3 separate regions of the Mus musculus genome follow, and all the other regions are linked to region 2. A link is a loop called in an ENCODE intact Hi-C map of the cell type or tissue named here. Cell type or tissue: heart. All regions are shown on one strand.

Evidence for each region. Peaks named below come from ENCODE experiments on the same cell type or tissue, not always from the same donor. Only the 100,000 strongest peaks of a DNase experiment are listed, where the experiment ranks them.
Region 1: a loop joins it to region 2, with 2.7 times the contacts of the local background. A loop is called at or near these places in 7 of 42 quality-filtered maps.
Region 3: a loop joins it to region 2, with 2.8 times the contacts of the local background. A loop is called at or near these places in 15 of 42 quality-filtered maps.

What each region holds. Positions count from the first base shown.
Region 1 is chr10:94,425,617-94,433,616 of GRCm38, reverse strand. It overlaps Gm32827 (a long non-coding RNA gene), which reads left to right and starts at 7,156. Exons shown (of 4, transcript XR_871962.3): 1 at 7,156-7,284. It also overlaps a transcript of Tmcc3 not described here. In heart, a CTCF peak has its summit at 4,898; DNase peaks (open chromatin) are centred at 506 and 7,136; H3K27ac peaks cover 189 bases.
Region 2 is chr10:94,605,123-94,613,122 of GRCm38, reverse strand. It overlaps Gm32898 (a long non-coding RNA gene), which reads left to right. Exons shown (of 5, transcript XR_001779842.1): 4 at 1-5,435. Among named protein-coding and RNA genes, the nearest start is that of Gm32898, 15 kb to the left of the region's middle. In heart, no CTCF peak of the experiment used is centred here; DNase peaks (open chromatin) are centred at 882, 3,702 and 7,482; H3K27ac peaks cover 334 bases.
Region 3 is chr10:94,206,580-94,214,579 of GRCm38, reverse strand. All of the region lies in intron 3 of Ndufa12 (NADH:ubiquinone oxidoreductase subunit A12), which reads right to left. Among named protein-coding and RNA genes, the nearest start is that of Ndufa12, 12 kb to the right of the region's middle. In heart, a CTCF peak has its summit at 3,696; no DNase peak of the experiment used is centred here.

The DNA.
Region 1 (8,000 bases), 180 kb after region 2:
AAACACACACACACAAACACACACAAACAAACACACACATGCACACACAAACACACATATGCACACTCATATGCATGCAAACACATACATACACACATGCACACACATATACACATATGTGCACACACATAAGCACACATGCACACACAAACACACATACATGCCCACCCACACACATACATACACAGGTACATACATATGCACACATGCACACATACACACATGCACACCCAAACATACATGCATGCACACACATCCATACACAGGTACATACATATATACACATACACAAACACACATACATGCACACATACATACACATATGCACATACAAACACACATGTGGGGGTGATGAGGAAAGAACAGGTTGCCACCCTTCCTGAGTCTTCTGAAACAGACATGTGATTGCTTTGGGGGCAGTTCTAGACAACACAGGAATTCCTGGAAGTTCAACTAAGGAGAGAACAATCCCATTTCCCCCCACGCCCCCAGAGTCATCCAACACTGGCTCTATTTCTAGGCATGCGTGTACACAGAGGCTCACAGATTATGCTGCTGACCCGTGGCAGCAACAGTTGTTCAGCTGACCAGAGCTCTAGTTTGTTTTCCCAGGTCTGATTTCTTTTCCAGCCACCCTGGAAAAGAATAACCGGATGATCGACACAAAAGCCTTTTCTATTGGGCTGGGCCAAGTGGTCCAGATCCCCCCCCCACCCCCACCCCCCATCAGCTTCTTTCATGTGCATCCTTCTTTCTGCCTTTCTGACGCCACAGCAAGTGAACAGCTCTCCTGAGCAGCCCTCGGACCCAGGAGACCTAGGTCTGCCACACGGGAGCAATGTTAGTCGCCTCAGTGCTCAGAGTGCCGTCAAGGCCAGGGACAGTGCTGTGAGTGAGGTGGGTCCTGGATACACACACACACACACACACACACACTGAGAGAGAGAGAGAGAGAGAGAGAGAGAGAGAGAGAGAGAGAGAGAGAGAGAGAGAGAGATACACACACCAGACTTCAGAATTCGTCATTTGAAAAAGGCAATAATATATATAATATTGCTGAGGCCTACCACACTGACATTTCTTCCACAACAGCGCGTATGATTATTCTCACCAAGGTCTAAATAAGGCCTGGAAGCCATCATGCACCCCCTCTGGTCAGACCCTGCAAGTCCTTTAACTCAGAGCAGGTTGGAACCTACCAAAGTGAAGAAGAAACGTGGGTTTTCAAGAGCTTTTGGGTTTTAGAACTGCAGAAAAGTGAACTGTAGGTTTGTAACAATGGCCATCTCACAAACATGCTGTTCCGGGCATGGTTCCACGTTTCCAGTAGACCATCCTCGGTCTACAGTGTACATCCTCGGCCTGACATATCATATACTGTATAATATATTTAACGTGAGAAATCTCAATCCTCAAGACAATCCCACAATGCATCACGGTTGTCCCATAGAGTGTCCAGTGAGCACACGGAGAAGAGACAACAGAACATAAAACCGGTTACTGACTAAGTGAAATGTAAACATACACGGGCTACACAGAGCCGGGAGGGTGGATACAGCTGGACACACATCTGCTAAGGTGGCCCGGGCACTTCCTCTAGACCTGCCTGTCTCTGTGGTCCTTTCCAGCATTGCTTCTGCACAGCCTCAGAGTTTGCAGATAGAACACTAAGGTGTAGACTCCTTCCCAGGGACCCAGAGGCAGGAGAGGGACAGGTTCAGACCAAAATCATGGCTACAACAATCCCCTGGGGAGTTGGGACCAGGAACTGCAACCACTCTCTTTCAAGGTCCCTCCTTGGTCTGTAAAATGTGAATGTGGTCCGGGTGGGATTACAGAATAGCCACACAGAGCCTACATGTTTAAACACACCAGGAGGCCTAATTTGTAGGAGTTTTCTCTTTACATAAAACATGCTATACATGCGGACAGTGGTCTGCTGAGACACTCTGCAGCTGACATACAATGGAGTGTGACAAGAGTCATTTGGATACATGTATGTAATATATGTTTTTTCTCTTCTATAGTAAGGACCCAGATTTCTATTTGATAACTGGTATTCCTGTTAGCTGCTGTAGCTCTGCAGTATACACACATGAGCTTGCTCAGTGGGCGTGCATGCACACACACACACACACCCGTATGTATACACTCACATACATCCATACACACACATTAATCTCATTTATTTTTACATTACTTATTGGTTACCATTTGGATTATTAATACAAGCTGATGTGGCAAATAAAAAAATTAACTGGTGCTTACTTGGGCCAGGCCCTTAGTAAACAGATAGTAGTCAAGGCAGACACGATTCACATCCTTCGAGCACACACAGTTGCAGTAGAGAGCAAAATCAAAACAGCAAGTGTTACTAACCAAGGACCAGGAGGGTAGCAGAGAGAGAACTGTGCACTGGGCTTCAACCAATTAGTGATCGGAACCGAAGTGGAACGAAAATTAATTTTACATGAGCTGCTTGAGTTTAATCCCAGTAAATTTGTATCATAAAACTGAACTATCGAGAAGGATTGCCAATATAACCATTAAAGAGAGGAACAGGGTCTCCATGTACATAGCCAGTCACTGACACATTGAACACGCCCACCCAGGCTCACGATTGTGATTAGCAGAAGATTAGCCCAATCTGCATACACATTATAAGTGTCTGATTAAATTGCTCAAGAGTGGAAAAACTAATAGGAGAGACTGTTTTATGTTTTTTTTTTTTTGCGTTTTTTTTTTTTCAGAATACAATCCCACCAATCCCTTGCCCCCGCTGCTCAGAGTCAAGGTTATCCAGTGAGAGCTGCACTTAGCTGAAAGTGGTTTGTAGAAGAGTGGTGGAGTGCATTTGAATGTCAAGAGCGGAAAGAGGAAAGAGCAGTGCTAAGGGGATTTTCGCAGCAGTAAACAGGGCAAGTACTCAGCCGGCTGGTGGGAATATGGAGGACCCCTGAGGGTGGGGTTCACTAACCTTCATTCCTTCTTTTCTCATTAACATCATCCCGATTTTATTCAGGATGCTAATATGCCTTGTTCAATATACTCTTCTCGGCCCCCTTGAAGTTGCCGATGGCCATGTACGATGGTTCTGGTGAAGGAAAAAAATAAACCCGAGTAAACATCTGTTTTGTTATTTCCTAATAAAAGAAGATACAGTTGATGAGGAAAGCTCTTCCCACCCCTTTCAACATAGACCCAATGGCTGGGACTTAAGCCACCTGGTATTACCATGACAACGGAAACCAGAGTGTTGAGTGGCTCTGATGAGGATCTGAACTAGCCTATCTCCAGATCTGCCATCACGTTAGAGAAATACACCCCTGCTTGTTTCAGTCACTGTTCTTGGACTTTTCTGTGGTTTGCAACCAAACGTTCCCAACAGAGCATCCAGGACAGAAGGTTATACTTGAGAGTCTGAACCTTAGGCAACGTCACCATAGAGACTGAGCATCCTCCACAATTAGCAATGTGTGTGGGTACCAGGAAGCAACCAGTCTGTTGCACCATGAAATGTGGACCAGCATGGGATGCCAAAGCAGGATGGCCGCCGAGGCTGCCGGTTGTTCTGGGGCACACACACTCCACCTTCTCTTCCACCAGCTGAATCCTGAGTTTGTTCCCACACGGCACACACGTGTCCTTCTCCAGCCTTACATACAAGAACTCCCCATTTCAGACACCTTGGCAAAGACCAGTGAAAGATGGGTAAGTTGATCTAGAACCTGCCCACTGTGGAGACAGCTCAGCTGTTTCTAGCTCCACCCAAGAGGCAGGAGATTGCCGTATGGAACACAGACAGGCATGTGATCGGCTGCCTTTAGATCATGTTCAATTATGTTATCAGCACCTTCTGGCTCTTTGGTCCCCAGTTAAGCCTTCCCTTGGAGATATATATATATATATATATATATATATATATATATATATATATCCACACACATACATGTATGTGTATATACATACATACATATATATATGTATATACATACATTTGTGTATACATACACACACTTGTTGTGTATTGTTATAAGGTGGATATACATGTTCATGTGAGTTGTCCCAGTTATGGTTACTATTGCTACGTTGAGATACCATGACATAGCATATATTGCTATGTATACTATGTATGATCAAAAGCAACTTGGGGATTTATTTTGCTTACATGCCATAGTCCATTGAGGGAAGTCACAGCAGGAACTCAAACTAGGCAGGAACCTGGAGGCAGAACCTGGCAGAGGCCATGGAGGAGTAGTGGTTACTAGCTTGCTCTTCATGGCTTGCTCAGCCTGCTTTCTTATGGAACCCAGGACCACTAGCCCAAGGGTGGCCCAAACCATCCTACAGCCCAATCTTATAAAGGCAGTGTTTTGTTTTGTTTTGTTTTGTTTTGTTTTGTTTTGTTTTATTAAGGTTCCCTCCTCTCAGATGACTATAGCTTCTGCTAAGTTGACATAAAATTAACCAGTGCATAGGTATATAAGTGTATGTGTGACTGTATGTGCACATGTGTATTGTGCATGTGTGTAGAGGTCAATGTCATATAATTTCTTCAATTACTCTCCGTGTTTGCCTATTTCTTTTAAAAGACTGTGTGCGTGTGTACACATATGTGCATCTGTGCCTGTGTGTGTGTGTGTGTGTGTGTGTGTGTGTGTGTGTGTGTGTGTGCCTGAAAGAAGATGATAGAAGGTATCTAGGAGCTGGAGTTACAGGTGGTTATGAGCTGTGGGCACTGGGAAATGAAGCCAACTCCTCTGTCAGAGCAGCAGGCTCTCCTAAGCACTGAGCTGGCTCTCCGGCTCCTCACCTTTATTTTTGAGACAGGATTTTTCACCAAACCTGACGCTTATGAATTTGGCCGGGCCAGCTGGCCAATGATCTTCAGGGATCTGCCTGCCCCCATCTGGTGCCAGCATGGGCATTGCAGGCTTTTTTTTTTTTTTTTTTTTTTTTTAAATAGGACAAACTGAATAAGAGTCCCCATATTACAGTTTGGATCTCTGAGAGCAGGGTACATTTAGAAACTATAAATGGTTCATGAAGGTCTAATATAAAATTACATAGAAGGGCAGGGGAGCATTTTGTAGATCATATATCAAAGCGTGTGTGAGACTTTCTTTCCAACGGCCATGAGGAGCCACCGAGGGAGTACAAACGAGCGGCTGCCATAAACCAGATCTTTTATTTAGAGACATCACAGGGCTACACTCTGGGAAAGCACACTACAAGGTGGCGCAGGGCCAGTACCACTGGTAAGAAACCAGGCAGCCCTGAGTTAGAGTCACGGCAGAAGGCATATTTGAGTCTTTAGCAAAAGGGTTTAATGACAGATTGGATCTAAGGGGTAAGGAGCAAGGAATTATAGTAATTCCCAGATCTGATGGGTGGTTCGCTGTGCTGCCCATCGGAAGCAGAAATGCAAGAGGGTCGGGAGGGCTGAGAGACATGTGACCTTGTGCACCATGGGACAGTTTCTGGGGGTGATCACCAGGCAATGGGTCAGGCAGCGGATCAGAGCGGTTAACTATTCTGAAAGCACTGAGGCCAGCCAATGGAAAGGCACAAAGTAAAAAAGATGCCAGAGCGGAACCTCCGGGGAAACCCAGGAGTCAGGAATGGTCTCCTTCCTCCATGAAGGAGAAAATGACGTGGCTGGAGAAGCAGGAAGCAAGCCACAGAGGGGGCGCTATCACGGGTTAGTAAGAAAAGTCTCCCACAGGTGGGTCTTTATCAAAGACCCTCGGCAAGTGGTGTTATAACGGACAGACCGACGGACAGGGTCTGGAAACCAGCAGGGAGGGCCCAGCTGGAGAAAGGAAGTCCCTTGAAGGGGACTTCCTCATCTCCTGGTCTCTTCCTCATGCTCCAGTCCCTGTCTGAGATGAGTTCAAAGCCCTCTCTACTCACATTGTCACTGCACCGTTAGCCCCAAATCAACAGATCCAAGTCCTATGGACCCGGGCACCAAAACAAACTTGGGCTGTTTATGTCAGAGATTTAGTAATAAGCATATAACAGTAAGTAACACAAGTTGGGTAGGAGAGCATGGTGGGAAGTGCAGCCAGGACCACTCTAAAGGACTGAACGCTGACATCCTCGATGTCACAGAGCTCTGCTCATGGTTAGGACCTTAAGAAGGACAGAGGCCACCTTTGGGCTTGAACTCTTGAAAGGCAGAGGTGAGTCCGACCTGTGAGAGTTACAGCATGCCACTTGTCCCCATATTACAGTTCAGATCTCACACCAGAAAGTCTTCACCTCCAGCCTGTGAGAGGCGCGGCTTTGTAGGAAATGTTTGCATCCGAGCTTCTCCTCTTTGTTGCTCCTGGCCACCAAGTGGTGAGCATCTTTACACCTGTCATGCTCCCAACCTGATCTTCCTCGGCTCCAGAGGCCCCCAAATCATAGACCCAAATGACCACATAGCGAAGGTTCTAAAGCTATGAGCGTGGTTCAGCTTCTCCTCGACCGATTTCATCGGTCATTGTGTTGGAGCAGCAGACAGCGGAGTACCACGCCCTGCCTTGTGGATTGGGAAGTGGAACTGAGAGGCTGGGAAGGCTTCCACGCTGGCGACCGATTCTTTAATGCCACGGCTGCGTCTACTCGGTGTGTCTTACTTAGAAATATAAATTCCCAAAATATATCCAGCAGGGGGGCGAGAGCTACAAAAGGCTGGATTACCTGACAGGATGAAGAATGTGCTAAATGAAGATACAACAGGAGGCTGTGGGAGCTCAGGAGAAGGGGAGATTAATTTCGGCTGGGTGGAAAAGCGTCTTTTCCAGAAGGCAGGTGGCATCTGAGCTGGCACTTTAAGGACTGGGCTGCTTTCATAGAGAAGGAAAAGAGTGCTCTCTAGCTGAAGAAAGGGAGCCAGCAAACACACACACACACACACACACACACACACACACACACACACACACACACACACACACACACACACAAAGTAAAGGGAGCCCCAGAGAAATGGAAGCAGTCTGGCTTCTGTCCCTATTCAGCGGGTTAACTCTTGTGTGTCCCCACCTCTCTAGAGTCAGGAAGCCGCCTTGCCCTGCAGCTGCCCCACCACGGCCCCTCCCACTCTGTGCGGAAACTGTTGATTGGCCTGCATCTCTCACCAGACATTTGCAATTGTGTTTCTCTGTACTTCCTGTGCCTGGCACAAAGCCTGGGTCCGCCAAGAGCTCAAAGCTGTTTCTCCCAGCTCTGGCAGAGAGTCTGGGGTAAGGGGAGGAGCCCAGGAGACCCGGGAGGAAGCCGCCTTTCCATTAGGTAGGGTGGGGTCTGTGGTGGGGTAGATGCTGATAGTTCGGCTTAGAGTGATGACTCACAGGCGTGAGAAGAGTAGAACTTTTTAAAGAGTTAAACTGACATATGCATAATATAAAGTTTAACAATTTAGGCTCTGGGGAGATGGCTCAGTGGTTAAGTAAGAGGACTGGATGCTTGCTTTCCCAGAGGGCTCCAGGTTCAGTTCCCAGCACCAACATGGCAGCTCTCAGCCTTCAGTAACTCCAGTTCCAGGGGATCCAACACCCTCTTCTCTTCCTCACATAGCAGGCATATGGTGCACAAATATCTGTGCAAGCAAAATACCCATACGCAAAAATTAGATTAAATTTAAAAAAAAACTAAAGTTTACATTTTAGCCATTTTTAAGCGTACACTTCAGACGTACATTCATGTTGTTGCACCGCGGTTAGCATCATGTATCTCAAGCTTATTCTTCAACCCAAACAAACAAGCTCCACCTCCCCCAAACCACACCCATCTCCCTTTCAGGGCCATGGCAACCACCATTTTATTTCTGTTTCTACCACTGTTATGATTCCAGGTACTTTATACAGTAGGATCATATGACATTTGTTCTCTTGAGAATAATATGTACTTTAACGTGCTTTAAACTAATCAACACACTACTAAATTATCTCCGCAGCTGTTGATGGGAGCAAGCATGTATGAGTTGCATGGTGAGCCTATATCGGATG
Region 2 (8,000 bases):
ACTCATGGGGATTGCAAACCACAGAAAGCTATGGAGCTTCTAGAAGCTAACAGGGGTAGAAGACTAGCCCCTCTACTCTAGCCCCATCCCTGCCCATACTTGATTTGAGTGCTCTTCTGGGAAAAAAAATGTAACTTCTATATTTCAACTAACATTTGTGACAATTTGTAATGTTAGCAACATAACAGGTACTGAGAAGCTAAACTCCAAGGCCACTGTGTCTCTCCCATCCCTCCTTCCTGTTCTTTCCATCTGCTGTGGAATGAATCTTTTCAACAGTTCTCATGCGGAAGCCTCAAGCATCTGGAGACAGCATCATGCCAGACAGTTAAGGTACTAGGTCCTGTGGGCGGGCTCTAATCCAACATGACTGACATCCCGCAAGTAAAGAACACTACGCCACAGGATCAAGTTACAGAGCAAGATGGTGAGAGGACAACACGAAAGAGAACCTCTACAGGCCCAGCAGCCAGGCCTCAGAAGATAGCCCTGCAGAGATCTCCATGTTGGGCTTGTAGCCTCCTGAAGTATGAGGGAGCCAACTTATATGACTTATATTGATGAAGCTCAAGTCTGATTGATGTATCAGATTTCAAGCAGAGGTGAAACTCTACCTCCCTTTCCAAAATGCCTGATTGGACCAGCTCACAGCACAACCCTTGTCTGGGAATACCTCCCAGCTGAGTTGTTTAGCCAGGACCACAAGCCTAGTGCCTACAGGGCCAGGCAGGGAATAGGTTAGTGTGAGGAATGGTGTTTGTGGGTTAAATCTAAGCAGCCTCCCTTACCTTGTGCTGGCTGCCAGTGTTCCTGTTGGTGTCTATCTTTCTCCGAGTTCATGAAGGGTAGGTATATGAAACAGCTCTCTTTCTTCCTGACTGTGCTACGGAAAGCAACAACCTTGGCGGGAGAGGCATTGCCTTGGCCCTGTGTGCAAGAGCCCATGCAGAGAGACAGTGAGGTGAGCTGGCTATGCAGACCCTGTCCCTGCCAGGGGCACAGCTGCTGCTTGGCTCCAGACACTTGTCACCAGAGGCAAGTGCAGGCTGAGGCCCGCCAGAGTCTTACAGTCTCTCAAATGAAGTGGGAATGTGGATTAGAAACAAGAAGACCTTAAACATTAGCAACTATATAAAAAATTTTTTTAAAGCAATTGCTGGCCACTTTGTACCTATTATGATGGCTACCATCAAAAAATGAAAAGAAGTAGAAGCTGGAACGTGCTGGCAAGGGTGAGGGGAAATTGGAATCCTGCGCTCGGCTGGTGGGAATATAACAGGAGGCAAGCCAATCTGAGAAACTGCGTGCCAGATTCTCCAAAGACTAAGAAGAATGGAGTGTGACTTAGCGACTTCAGCTCTGGGGATGGAGCCCCGTGTTTCTGAAAGCAGCGAGGATTTATTTGCATGCCTGTGTTCATAACAGGATTAGTCACAGGAGGTGTAAATACAGAAGCAGCCCCCATCTCTACTGCCAGACAAACAGGTAACAAGGTGTGGTGTACGTTTGCAAAATAGTATTACTTAGCCTTAAACGGGATTAAAATGTGGATACAGCCTTCGACACGGATGAGCTTAGAGGACTGCTCAGTGAGGTGTCAATCACAGAAGGCTACGTACTGTGTGTATGATGTTCTTAGGGTAATCATGGTCACAGAGATAGTTGAATGATGGTGGCCAGGGCGAGAGGGCAATGACAGACAGCTACTACTGAGTGGAGGTGGGGTTTTGGTTCTGCAGGATGGGAATGGGAGGTAGAGATGGTTGCCTAGCAACATGGATGTACAGAAAGCCACTGGACTCTACACCTTAAGATGGCCAGTTACTAAATCTTATGTTATAACACATAAGACAATTTGAAAGACAATGCTTGTGCTGGCCAAGATGCCCTTAAGGGCTTACACCATCATGGGCCCCAGTTTGTACCCCATGTTTCACACACACACACACACACACACACACACACACACACACACACACACACAGTAGTTTAACTACTTTCTAGCTTCTTCATGTGTTAGTGTCTTATGCAGCCAATTAGAAGATAAAATCTTCATGAATGTGGGAGCTGTGTCTTAAAGTTCTTCAGTGTTCTTCAGAAAAGTCACTCGGAGCAGGTCACAGACAGCTTTCCAAATATTAGCTCACACACATATCCATGCACACACACACATACACATAAACACACACATACATGTACTCACTAACCCATACTCAGTCACCAAATCCACATACAAGCACACACATTTGTGTACATGCACACATAGAGACAGGCACACACAGACACACATAGACATACACACAGACCTGCACAGACATACATACACACTGACACACATAGACACACACACACAATCACACATGCATGCTCACTAACCCATACTCACTCACATGCACATACAACCACACACATTTACATATATGCACATAGACATACACAGATACATACATACTCACGCTCACAAACCCACAGACACACGTGCAAACACACACAGATATACAAGCTTACACACACAGATACATACTTACACACAGACACACACTCACAGACACACAGATATATACATACAGACATACACACAAAGACACACACACACACACACACACACACCCCTATGTGTTAGAAAGGACCATGAAATCCTCAGAGTCTCAGCTCTGAGAGGAGATACCATGTAGTTTCAGGCAGGACACTGGAAACTCAGAGAATTCATCCTGGCAAGAATGAGGAGTCATGCTCAGAGAGCAGAGTGGGAAAGGGGCCCATGAGATGGGGTTTCACATTTGTCCAGGGTAATGAGCGGTGCTGAGCATGCTCACACAGAGAGTGTCAGGACTGGATTCGATCTCGAGATAAATCATTGAAAACTGGCACCCAAGAGCTGAGGGGAGGGCTCACAATAAAGTGCCTGCCAGGCGAGTGTGAACACTTGAGTTTCATCCCCAGCACCCACGTCAAATACATAAACAAACAAACAGCTCAGCAGGGCATGCTTGGTGAGTGGAGACAGGACTTCTCAGGGCTCTCTGGCCACATGATCCAGCTGAATTGGCAAAATCAAGGTTCACTGAGAGTCTGTCTCTAAAGAATAAGGTAGAGAGTATAGAAGGAGATAACCCAATATTGACTTCTGAACTCTACATACATGTATGTATACATGTGTGCATGTGTGGGTACTCATGCACAAGAGCATGTGTGCACACACACATGCATGCATGCACATATACACACTCATAAAAGAAAGGAAAAAAAAGAGAAAAGAAAAAGAAATCCTGGAAAGTGACAGGGGCTACTGATAAGACCCTGGAGAAGGCAGAAGGCCCTTTGCACAGCCCTACAGGGTTCCCATGCCTCTGTCTGGACACTGAGGAGCTTAGGATGAGAGCAGGAGCTGCTGTAGCCTTGGAGGGTTCAGGGAGGGATGGGATGCTGTGGCCCGTCAGAGCAGGTGGCCGGGAATCTGCTTCATTGTGGTGCGTACACACCCTGAGAATGGGGGCAAATCTTAGCTGCACCCAGTCAAGCTGACTGACCACAGGGCCAGCCTGGGTCCCTTGGCCCTTTCTCTAACCATTTCCAGGTTACCATCAGCCAATGGAGGCCTGGCTGAGGTCCCATCATCAAACCCACTGTGCTCTCTGGAGCCGCCTGGAGGAAATATCTAGAACTTCAGCTTGAACGATTCCAGACAAGGTACCAAGTACTCAGTAACCCATGGCAACCCCTAGAGGCTGCTAGAGCCTCAGCAATGAGGAGCTGTATCCCAAGGAACCTGCCAGTTCCCCTGAGATGGCCCAAGCTTGGTGATCTTAGGATGACCTTCAACAGTCTACATGCCACGGGAGGCTCGTGACAACAGTGTCAGAAGGGGACAGTGTCTACCCCTCTCACACTTCCCATGGTGAGAGCCATGGTAGAAGGAATGGTACGAACAAAGGCGTAACTTCTCCAGTAGCCAACGGCTGTGGAGATCCCTCCATGTGCTTACGTAGTATACCCAGTTTTTAGCATGGAGTCCCTAAACTGCAAGTTCAGAAGTCACTAACCAGCTGTGATGGGTAAAGTCTCTTCAGGCCTGGACAATACTATCAGTAGGTCTCCCTTGGGGCAGCTTGGGTAAAGGTAGAGGGAAGAATGTCTTTTGGTTACCTCGTGGTTATTAATCTGGGAGATTCTGGGTGGTTGGTTCCAGGGTTTTGTACTTGATGATAGCGGCTCAATTCTTTTTTCTAAACCTTGATCATTGGTAAAGACACCAGGATCCTATAGGGCTGCCACCAGTTGGACTCAAATCAGTCTATACTTCTTAACATAGGTGGGGCACTTTCAAAGGACCCTGTCACTTACATGAACCTCCAGGACCTCTAGCCTCTTCCTTGTCTAAACCTTGGCTTTCTGCCTCCTTTGTAAGTGGCTAGCAGTCAGACACTGGAAACAGACAGCTTTAGCCAAGCCCTTGTGAGCTTCTTAGCTCCATTATCATACCTACACCCTGGACTTTGAACCTCAGCAAGTGGAGTTCATCATGTTTCTTAGGAGATAGGGCAACCAATTAAGGGTTCCACGGGTCTTGAGTAGGGCTCCTAGTGGGTCTCTGAAGGTAGGGATGGGTGGAATGGAGGCCATAAGACACCAGTTAACTAACTGACTCTGGATGCCAAAGTTTTTAAGTTCAGACTCCATTTTAGAGAGCCTGGCCTAAGTTTGAACTCCACTGGTCTCCAAGTTGCCCCCGCAACAAAACCTGGGCCTAGCTTCAGTCTCTAGGCTAATCCCCAACAAGACCAGCGTTTCCAGGTTACACTTTCAACAAGACCAGTATCTCCAGGTTGTTCCCTCAACAAACCTGCATGCCCAGGTTACAAGTCCACTCCTTGCCTAACGATCACCAATGCAGAGGGGAACAGAAGTTAAGTTTATGATATGACTCCCAGCACCAGCCAATTATGTTAAAGGCCACAGGAGCTTTCCAATTTGATGCTTGCACACATCTTCCCTGCTTGTGTTTACTATAAAGCCTTGCCCCGATAGACATTTGGGGCTTCCCCACCACCAGAACTGCCATGCGTGTCGGTAGTGAGCTGAGGGGCCTGAGCTAGCTTGAATAGAGTAAAGACCCTGCTGTAAGTTGCATCCAATCATCTCCTGTCTGTTTTTTGGGGGGGATTACTAATATTTCCCTGGCACAACACCTCCAGGAGAGAAAGAAGGACCCTCGTCCCCGAGCCTCATGCATGGTCTTTATATTTTACTTGTGAGCTAGCATTTAACCATCTATTCTCTGAGTCCTGCTTACATTCTAACTCTCACTCTCAGGGTCAAAGCAGTGCGTACTGGGGAAACTGGACATCTGTTCCCCTTATCCACCCCACAGAGCCCTTCCTCCCTCATCGTTACTCAAAACAAGCAACGAAGCTACAGGGACCTGTGAGAGAAAGGTATTTTTGACTTGGAGGTGTTTGGGGGTGACCATTCTAAAATTCCTCCCGAAAAATTATTGGAAGCACCGATTTATATCACAAAACAAAGATGTTGGGGATGTAGCTTAGTGGTAAGAACTTGCTTAATATGCCCCAGTATAATAATAATAATAATAGCAGTCATAATGATGATGATAATAACAATAACAGTAATAATCCAAAAAAGATAAATGAAGATGGATCTTGTTCAAACAGATGGGCATAATATCAGTTGAACATGTCATAGGGAACAAAAACAAAAATGCTAAATAATTAATAATTTGTCTTTCCCACTAAAATATGTCCCTTGCACTAAAATAGCTGCCTTGAGGTTGACACATCAACATGTCATAGATTTGTTCCGACTGTTTTCTCCTTCATCCCTTCGGTAGCAGATGTTTTGTGATGCAATTAGCCAGGGCTTATGTAGGACAGACATTTCTGTGACCTCATCATGGCACTGGCAGGTGATTGGCAGCACTGATTCAGCTGCTCTATGGGGCTGATAGGCAAGTGGCTTCTGTCGGTCTTCCCACTGCCATCCCCAGAACATGGGTTTTATTATTTTAGCCGTGACAGCTGTTATCTTTCGGTGGCAACGTGGCTAGCATGGTGGCAGGCATTATACTCACACAGGAAGAGGACCAGAACAGACAGGCACTGGTTTGGAACCACTCAAGAGAGAGTGGAAACAGGGCAAACATAGTGTGGCCAAGATGGCGAGTGGCAGTTCTGAGATGTAATTGGGAGGTAGTACTGACTGGGTCTGAGGTGGGCAATGGTGAGGGCTCCAGCTTCCAGTCTGGATAGGTGGAGGTATACGAAAACACCAGAGGTAAGGGGAAAGACTTTGATGTTTTCAGCCTAAGGCTATGCATGGCAGAGATGTTATACAGAAATTAGAAGTATGGAGTTGAGTAACTGCACACCACTTTAATCCCCAAATTCAGTAAGCAGAGGCAGGGGCATCTCTGTGAGTTCCAGGCTGGGAACCAGTCAGCCTGGTCTACACATTGAGTTCCAGGATAGCCGGGGCTACATTGACCCTGGAGAAAAGAGATGAGTGCTAATGATGAATTTATGTTTGGGTATCTGTCACACAGGCTGCTGCCGAATGCAAGGAGAGCTGGTGTAGAAAGCATATGCGGGGGTGGGGGCGGGGGTAGGGTGGGGGCTGGAGGGGCAGCTCACTTTGAAAAGGACGCTTCATGCAAGCAGGAGGACCTGAGTTTGGATCCCCAGAACCCACCCAGAAGCTGGACATGGCATCACACTTCTGTGACCCCAATGCAGGGACAGAGAGCCCTGGAGCCCAGGGGATGGCCAGTCTAGCCCAATTGCCCCAGCTTCAGTGAGGGAACTTGTCTCAAAAATAAAAATAAGTCAGTAAGTACGTGGGAGGCAGAGGCAGACAGATCTCTAAGTTCGAGGCTAGTCTGATCTATGAAGTGAGTTCCAGGACAGCCAGGGCTACATAGAGAAACCCTGTCTCAAAAAAAATCATGATGATGATGATGGTGGTGGTGGTGGTGGTGATGACAAAGATGATGGAGGGAAAGGAGGAGGAGGAGAAGAAGATAAAGATGGAGAATGATATCTAATATTTATCTCTGGCATCTCCTCTCTCTCTCTCTCTCTCTCTCTCTCTCTCTCTCTCTCTCTCTCTCACACACACACACACACACACACACACACACACACACACACACACACTGTAATGGAGTTGAGAGAGTCACAGAACCCTGAAGAGGGATGGAGAGGTAGGAGACCCAGAAAGGAAGCTCCCTGTGAGGGGACAAACAAGATCTCAAGGGGCAAGAAGAAGCCAGCAGCATCAACTGATTTAGAAATCAAAGTACATAGTTTGTGAAACACCGTACCCACTCAAGCAGTGAGGTGACTGATGATCTCATTGGGATCAGTTCATGGGTGGAGACACCATTTTAGTTTATAGTGGCTCGAAGTGTCTTAGGAAATAAGGAAGTGAAAATGTTCTAGAGATGTGTTGCAGGGCGGGGTGCTTATGTGACCCAGCTCTGGTCCAAGGTCACAGGTTGGTTTTGGGGAGGGACTTCCTTCTCTCTCTGTAATAAGTACAGAGAGAGCAGCAGCTGCAATTATGTGTTTGGGTGAGCTAGGATGCACAACCTAGATCTGGGGTGACCATCTCGTAGCCAGGCTGGGCAAACATTGCCATGGCGTGGCCAGGTTGGGAAACACTGCTGCTATGAGGCCAGTGGAGAAAAGGATGGATACAGATGAGCTTGGCCCTCGCCTCAGTGAAATAGGGCTTCACCAGGTCTGAAGGTTCAACGTGGGGAGAAGCACAGATCCCCACGCTTACTCCATGTTGACTCTAAGAGGAACGGCTGTACTGACAACAGCTCACAAGCTGTCCACAGTCAACCTGCTGCTGCTGTCTCTCTCATCCCTGGGAACTCCCCAGGACATAAAACACACCTGGACAAAAACTCTGCCAGATCCATGACTTCATCTTGGGAAACAGGCTGAGATCACTTTTGGTAGTAAACACAGACACAGTTC
Region 3 (8,000 bases), 400 kb after region 2:
AGCAAGGTGTAGTGGTACGAGCATTTATCCCAGGACAGGGAGCAGTGGCAGTGGTGGGTGATCTCTGTCAGGTTGTTCCAGGCCAGGCGGAGGAGCCCTGGAGAGATGGCTCAGCAGGTGACAGTGCCTCTTGCTGCTGCAGAGGACCCCATCCCATACCCAGCCCCTACATGGAGGTTCACCACTGTCTGTAACTCCAGGGAATACGGCATCCTCTCCTAGCCTCTAAGTTAGAAGGTGCACTTACATATATGCAGACAGATCAGTTTTACATTTAAAATAAAAATAATTTTAAAAGACACAAAGAGGTGCCATTTTTGCATTAAGTACTTAAATGATCATTATATCTAAACACAGTGATTGCTTCAAAGAAAATATATCTATCTTCATTCAACAAACATTTATCTATAAGCTACTATGTGCTAGGAAGTTTTTTAGGACAGTATTTCAAGAATCAGACAAGAAATTAAAAATGCACAATAAGCCGGGCGTGGTGGTGCACGCCTTTAATCCCAGCACTTGGGAGGCAGAGGCAGGCGGATTTTTGAGTTTGAGGCCAGCCTGGTCTACAGAGTGAGTTCCAGGACAGCTAGGGCTATACAGAAAACCCTGTCTTGAAAAACCAAAAAAAAAAACCCCCAAAAAACCAAAAAAACCAAAAAAACCCAAAAAAACCAAAAAACCAAAACCAAAAAAACCCACAATAAATGCTAAGCATTTACCTAAGAATTTCATGATTTCATTTTTTTTTAACTATTAAAAACTCATTCTGAGTGAGGTAACCCAGACCCAGACATACAAATCTGGCCTTTGCATATATATCATGGCTTCCAGTTTGGTGTTTTTATGGGAGTGTGCAAACAAGTGGGTCTCTGTGTCTGTGTCTTGGGCTCTTTTCCTTCTCTTTGTTCGTCTTGCCCTATTCCGATGTGTTAGTTTCTGTTTTATCTTATTCTATTTTATTATTATACTTTAGAAGCCTGCTTGCTTTCTAATGAGAGACAGAAAGGGGGTGGTCAGGGAGGAGCTGGGAGGAGAGAGAAGGGAAACTGTAATCAGGATACACTATATGAGGGGGAAAAATCCATTTTCAATAAAAGGGAAAATGAAAACAAAGATGCTGGGCAGAGGCGTGGGTCAGTGGGGATGGCAGGGAGGGAGCTCGGGCTCATCCCTCCAGAGCAGCATGGGATGGAAGAATGGGAAGCCACACTTACTAAAGAAAGCATGTGAGCTATGGCGGCCTACACAAACAGCTCACATGGAGTTGTGCTCACAGTTTAAGAACATGACAGTCAGCGGCCACAGGGAAATGTAGGAGGACCATGCTCAGGGCCGGAATGCACAGAGATCATAGGAGCCTTACGGACCAAGTGAGGAGATGGAACCTGTTTTCTCACTATGAAAAGAACACAGGCCCAGCATGCGATTGCAGAAAAAGAAAAGAGGGGACTGGGGTAGAGCTCCGTGAGTGCTTGTCTCTCACACACAAGCTCCCAGGTTTGATTCTGAAAATTCAATCAAAATAATGAGCAAAACCTCCAAATATAACACAAAAGCACAGTAGTGGAACAAGAGTGAAGCTGACTAATCCCCAGTGGGACAGTCCTGGACTGGCACACACAGGCCCTAAATCCAATCCTCAGCACAGGAAATAACCAAAACCCAAAACCAACCACTAATACCCCACTAGGCAGGCAGCGGCAGCTGTCAAGAATGTAACCAGACCATTTCGGCTGTTGTTACCTGTGGCTTGGATTTGAGTAGAAGTCTCTGGTAGCAGTTTGCCATGTTTAAAGAGAAGCAGCAGGGCTGCAGAGAAGGCTCAGCTGGTGAGGCCTTGCCAGAAAGCCTGAGGCCCAAGTGGGATCTTAAAATGCACATAAAGATGGAAGGAGAGAACCAACTTCACCAGTTTGTTCTCTGGTCCCATATAGTCCTTGTAACACTCACCCAGCCCCTACCTCACAGCACCCCACTGTATACAAATAATAATGAACCCAATTTTAAAAAGAGAGCAGGGGAGGGGGTACAAAACGGTGGGTGGACATGTTATCAATGACACAAGTATGAAAACAGAACAGTTAATGATGAGGGCGACACATTAATAATAGTTTAAAAGGAAGCAAGGCAGGAAAAAGTAGTTGGCAGATCTTAGATGAGTTGAAATGACCCTTAAGTTCTGGCTTGAGTAATAAGAACTGCCTATGTGATCCGAACAGTGACTTGACACACGATTCCCTGGGCATTTGAAGGATTGGGGAAAATTAAATATATTAAATTTATAGATGTAACCTAACTAAAATGCTTAAAATAATGTAATGAACTAAATTTGTAAATAGATATAACTGTTTAGGAGAATTTAATCCTTTCCATTAGAGTTTATCAAACATTCATCAAGGAACAAAAGAAAATGATTATTCTTTATTTTTATGCAGAAAGTATTCAATTTACTAATCTTGTTATTCTGCTTATGAGCTAAGCCTCGAGGCTTAAGAAGAACTACAGTTTAAGATTTACAGCTGCAATAAATGGGATGTTAATTTTAAATACAAATTGCCATTGTACAACAGCCCCCAGCTAGGGGAACACTGACTAACAGGCAGAATGTTGCTGAGACGCAGGAAGTGTCTGTGAATGGGGGAGGAAACCACAAATCACTTGCATATGTCACAAATACAAATGCTTATTATTTATAACCACAAATGTTCTTCTACAGAGGATGTGACAGTAAACTAACATCTCTTCTCTCCACTGGGATTCTTAGGGGACAGAGGTAGCAGCTACACAGGAGGCTGAAGCAGGAGGATCCCATGAACCTACCAGTTCAGATCCAAACTAGGCAACACAACATGATCTCATCTCTCAAAAAGAACATATTCCTTTTCTAAAAAAGCCGACCTATATCCGTGGACCAGGTGAGGGGAATCCTAAGGGTGTCCGTTCAAAAGCCAAGGAATTCAGAGTGTATTTCTGGTTGCACTGTGTGCCTCTGGATTACCAAGGTTTCTCTAACAGTCACACCTCACAATCAGGCTTTGCTTTGTTTTGTGTCTTTGTGGAGTTCCAGAATGAAGCCAGGGCTCTGTGCAGGGAACACGAATGCTCTACCCCGAGCCACCCACCACTATTTACATCTCCTTCTCCCAGCCCGCCCACCTGTCTGACTATCTTTATGTCTTCTATAATCCCCACCTCCCTGGTACAAGGCACTCTGCAGCCCAGGCTGGTGGTATTTAGTCCAGGCCAGCCTTTAACTCCTGATTCTTCTTCTTTTTCCACTTCCCTACTACTGAGCATACAGACATGGACCACCACACCCACTGCATCTTTTCTATGTCTGTGAACAGCCTCACTCAGTGCTTTGATCCAATGAAGCACTCTTGACTTTCCTCTGCCTACCCCACCTCCTCCACACAAACCTGTCTATGGCTTTGTTCTTTAACAACAATAAAAACAAAAAAACTAGAAGACAGGCCAACAGGAGGGAAGAAGGGTGGGTGAGAGCGGGAGGAAGGGAGGGAGGGAGGGAGAAAGGGAGGGAGGGAGAGAGAGAGAGAGAAGGGAAGGGAGAGAGAGCGAGAAAGAGAGAGAGAGATTGATTTCAGTATACAAGGAGACATGAGTGCTCTACACTGAGGAAAAAGACATGTTAGCTATAAGTGAACAGAAGGTGCCACCAAGTGGAGGCATGGCATATATGCTGCAGAGAAAAATCCAAGCAAGCCATTAAACTACAATTTTTAAGCAAGTCAGGGTTCCAACACGTCAAATCAAAAACAGTAAATCTACTTCTACTGATACAAGAGACAACAATGACTTTATCCTACTTGCATGAAATAACCCAGCAGTCCACTTCTCCACACTCAGTAATACTCCAACCCTGCCAAGTTTTACGTAGCTACTCATGATTCATTTGGTCTTTATGTCAGCAACTCTATGCTCAGGCTAAGAGCTAGGGAATGATGGGTAATTTAACGATAAAAGTGAGGAGAGATAAAAGTGGTATAAAATATGTAGCATTTACTTAAGTAATACTTTGAGATTATTCTATATAAGCATTTAAACTAATACAAATACTAAGACATTTTAATCTTAGTAAAGAATTGTAGAATTGTATGACTCTGCCAGGTTGTACTCATCAGGTGCTGTAAACTCCTGGAGGGCACGTGTGCTTCCCTTCTCACAGGGACACAGCGCCAGTGCCTGACGTGCAGTAGGCCTCAGATGAATAGCAGTTGAAAGTCTTTGAGCAGAGTACTGTGCGGGGTAACAGACAGTAACATTTTCCTTTCAAGGCCCATGCAGCCCAGTGTCCTTCCAAGACATCCGCCACACTGGCACACACATCCCTTCTGCAGGTCCACGGGTGGACCGAGTGGCCATAACGGCGACTGGCAGACTGAAAGGAACAAAGCAAAGACAGGATCCATAAAGTGAACTTGCCACCCCACAAGATTAGGGAAGAGTAAGGGAAACTGACAAGATGACTAAAGATCTCTGATTCTATCAAAATTTACTAATGCCTCGGAAGAAAACCTGTCCCCAGGTGACATTACTCAGCTGCTGAGCAAGCTGCAAGACTGTCACAGGCCTTAGTGGCAGCTGCTGACTCAGAGCGGAGGACAGAGCCACCACCTGCAGCTGGGCAGCCTCACAGGTTCCTCACTGCGAGCTCTGCAGTCGGTCATGCAGCTGACAGCTCACTCAGCCATCCAGGAGCTGGGCTCCCTTACTCCCCAGACGACACAGCACACACTCAAGGGAGATGAGTGTCGTATCCAGCAGGTGCAGGAGCTGGCCTGTGATTAAAAGCTTCTTGCTCCTCGACAGCCAACATCTCTACAGACATAGGCTCAGTGCCAGAACTCCCATTCCCACAGGGAACACACACTATTCCCAAGCACACCTGAAGAGCAGGCATTTATGATTCCCCCCCAAGTCATATGCAACTTACCAATCGGAACTCAATTCCTAACAGTCCAGACAGAATATTCTTACCTGGTCTCCAGAGCAGCAAGCAAGGTGTGGCACGGAAGGTCGTCTTCTTTTAAATTACACAGTACACTAGCTAAAATTAAAATCCCAGGGAATTCCTGTGTCTAGCATCAATTTCTATCCTGACTGCCGATGAGTGCTCTCAGCTGTCACTCTCCAGACCCAACTGTGTCTACAAAAGAGAACTCCTGACTACCAAGCCTTCTCTGTCTTTCCTACCTTGGTAACTCTACTTCCAGTAACCCAGATCAAAGACCTCAAAATAAAAGACACAACAACAACAAAATTTTAAAATGAGCAAATGATCAGAACAGAATTTTGTTGTTGTTGTTTGAGACAAAGTCTTGCAACATAGTATAGGCTGGCCTGGAACTTTCTATGCTTCTCTCAGCCTATGGATCACTAGCACTACATATATGCCTCACCACATACCAGCTCCTTAGTGAACATTTCTTTTTCCCTTTAATTTAAAAGTTTTACCTATGTCTTAGTTTTGTTTCCAGTGAGAAAGCAACCTAGGGGCAAAAGGGCTGACTTGCCTCACTGCTCCAGGCCTCTTCTCTGGATCTGCCCCTTGGGCAATGCACATTGTTGGGGGGCTGGTGGGGGGGTTGCTTACTCCTAACAAGCCTGGCTTCTACCTAGAGAGGACTTGTTTTCTCCAGCTGTTGGCTCTTAGGTCTTGAGTTATTCCTGTGTAAAAGGACCCCCAATCACTGTGCAGTATAGCCTTCCCAAGCGAAGACTACAGCTCTGGGAAGGCCTGGGTCAGAGGTGCTCAGGGGAAACACCCAACTGCTAACCAAGAGTGCGAGCCACTGTTTGCCATGTTAGGCTGCTTGGTAACTTGTGCTTCGTGACTGGCAGCTAATACAACCCTAAGATGTAGCTTGTATTACTGGCTGCTGCTCTAGCAGTTACTGCTGCCTCCCAGACAACTAATATGCACAGCAGCTGCCCTGAGGCATTAGCCTAAAGCCTCAGCATCTTCCCTGAATCCACATAGCAACCAGAATACAAAAGCCATGAAGTGAGGTCACACTGAGAAGGAAACTATGGCAGTTTTACAGATACGTATGAGGATACCACAGTGAAACTCATCGCTCTGTATGCTCACACGGGAGGGGAGTCTATGGGACTGGCACAGAAGCACTTGCTTAGTTCCATACCAAGAGTTACCCAGCAGGTAGAGTGAGGAAAAGACACTGATGTGGACCATGGGAGATGGGACTGTAATGTGTGGTGTTAGGCAGGAAACAAGATGGGGAATATAAAACCACTAAAGGAATGTCCTGAGATAGTGTGGGTTCTGCAGCACGGTAAGGAAAGTGACAGTGAGTCACAAGAAGCCTTCTGGTCTTCATAGTCTTATGTATGAAAAAATTAAGCTTCCACGATGCTGGCCTCTAGTCCATATGCAGCAGTATGTTCCCAAACTAGATATACCCTAATTTATAATAAGTTATTGCTGAAAGTTACTAGCCATCTTGAGTCACTTTGCTGTTGAAGTCTTGTCTCTTCTGTAGGGACTCTACCTCTAGCCTGGCAATGTCTTGTCCTTTTCCTGTGTCTGTGTACACGCACATGAACGTGTATGCTGGTGCATGTGCCCATGGCAGTACATGTGGAGACCAGCAGTTGATATAAAGCTTTATCTTAAACTCACTCTCTTAGCTTCTGAGATCAGGTCTCACTGAACCTGAGCTACGCTGGCTGGCCAGCAGGCTCTGGGACTTTCTTGACTCTGAGTTCCCATGCTGGGAAGATGGGGCAGCCACACACTGGGCTTCCTGTGTATGTGCTGGGGATCCAAACTCGGCTCCTCAGGCTCGTACAAGGAGTACTTTACCCATCTGGTCATCTCTCTAGCTCCTGGCATTTTCTTAAAAGAACACAAAAATGACACCAAAGTTTGCCATGTCATTGAGTCCTCCATAAGGAATGTTCACGTAGTATCTGGTTCTGTTTGATAGTATTTACCCTCGGAAGACCCATCCCTCTCAAACCATGCTACCGCAGTATCAACTATGTAGATGCAAAAACCTATCTCTTTTGCTATTATCTCAGCAATGTTCACAGCATCATCACCAGGATACACTATCTCAAAAGATCCCCCTCTTGCTCAACCCATAAGCATCTCTGTATCCAGGAACACTTTAGAATGGAGTCAGAGCAGCATCTCAGGCTCTACCTCTAATTCTAGTCTCTTGCTCGTTGGACCACACCTTTAGTTACGGCTCCCTCTGGGGTCCTGAACCCCTCAAGGCCACTCATGAGGGCTGGAGTCAATGCTGATGATTTACATCCTCCCATGACTCATAACTGTTCTCAGCGATTCTGAATGGAGACTCCTTCCTAGGTTTTCAATTAACTGCTCCTGTCTATCAGAGGAATCTTGGGTGTAGTAGCTATAACTACTGGATATATTGTGTAAATAATGTCTTGAAAGTCAGATTACTCCTTGATCCAGGGTTTACATTGAGGGATGTGTGTTGGTGGGACTGTAAGCATTAATTTCCTTGTTCATCTCCCTCGGAGCGTTCAGTAAGTGTTGTCAGTCAGTGGCAATACTGGGAAGGATCTTCTCTTGTGAGCAGTTAGCCTCCACAGTGACAAAAGTCAGTCAGTTGTACACAGCAGTGCTGCTGCCTCTGCTCTCGCATTCCACTCACAGACCACAGGTCTTAGCACAATTCCTCAGAGCACAGGGTTTTGGAACAGCAAACAGCACTGACTTTAACCTGAAGCCATCAGCTGCATTAGCCTTGACAAAGGGAGCCACCCTTTGAACCCTGAGGCCAGGCATTGATGTCTCACTCAACCCCAGCTATGAAACTCCTGTGTAGAGGAATCTTTTTCCAATATCAGGCTGGCTCATCCACACTAAAACTCTCATTTGGCACAGCCAACGTCACCAGTGATTTCAGCTGCATGTCCTAGATAATTTGCTGCAGCTTCTACGCTGGTACCTGCTGTGTCACAGTGACTGTTATATCACAGAA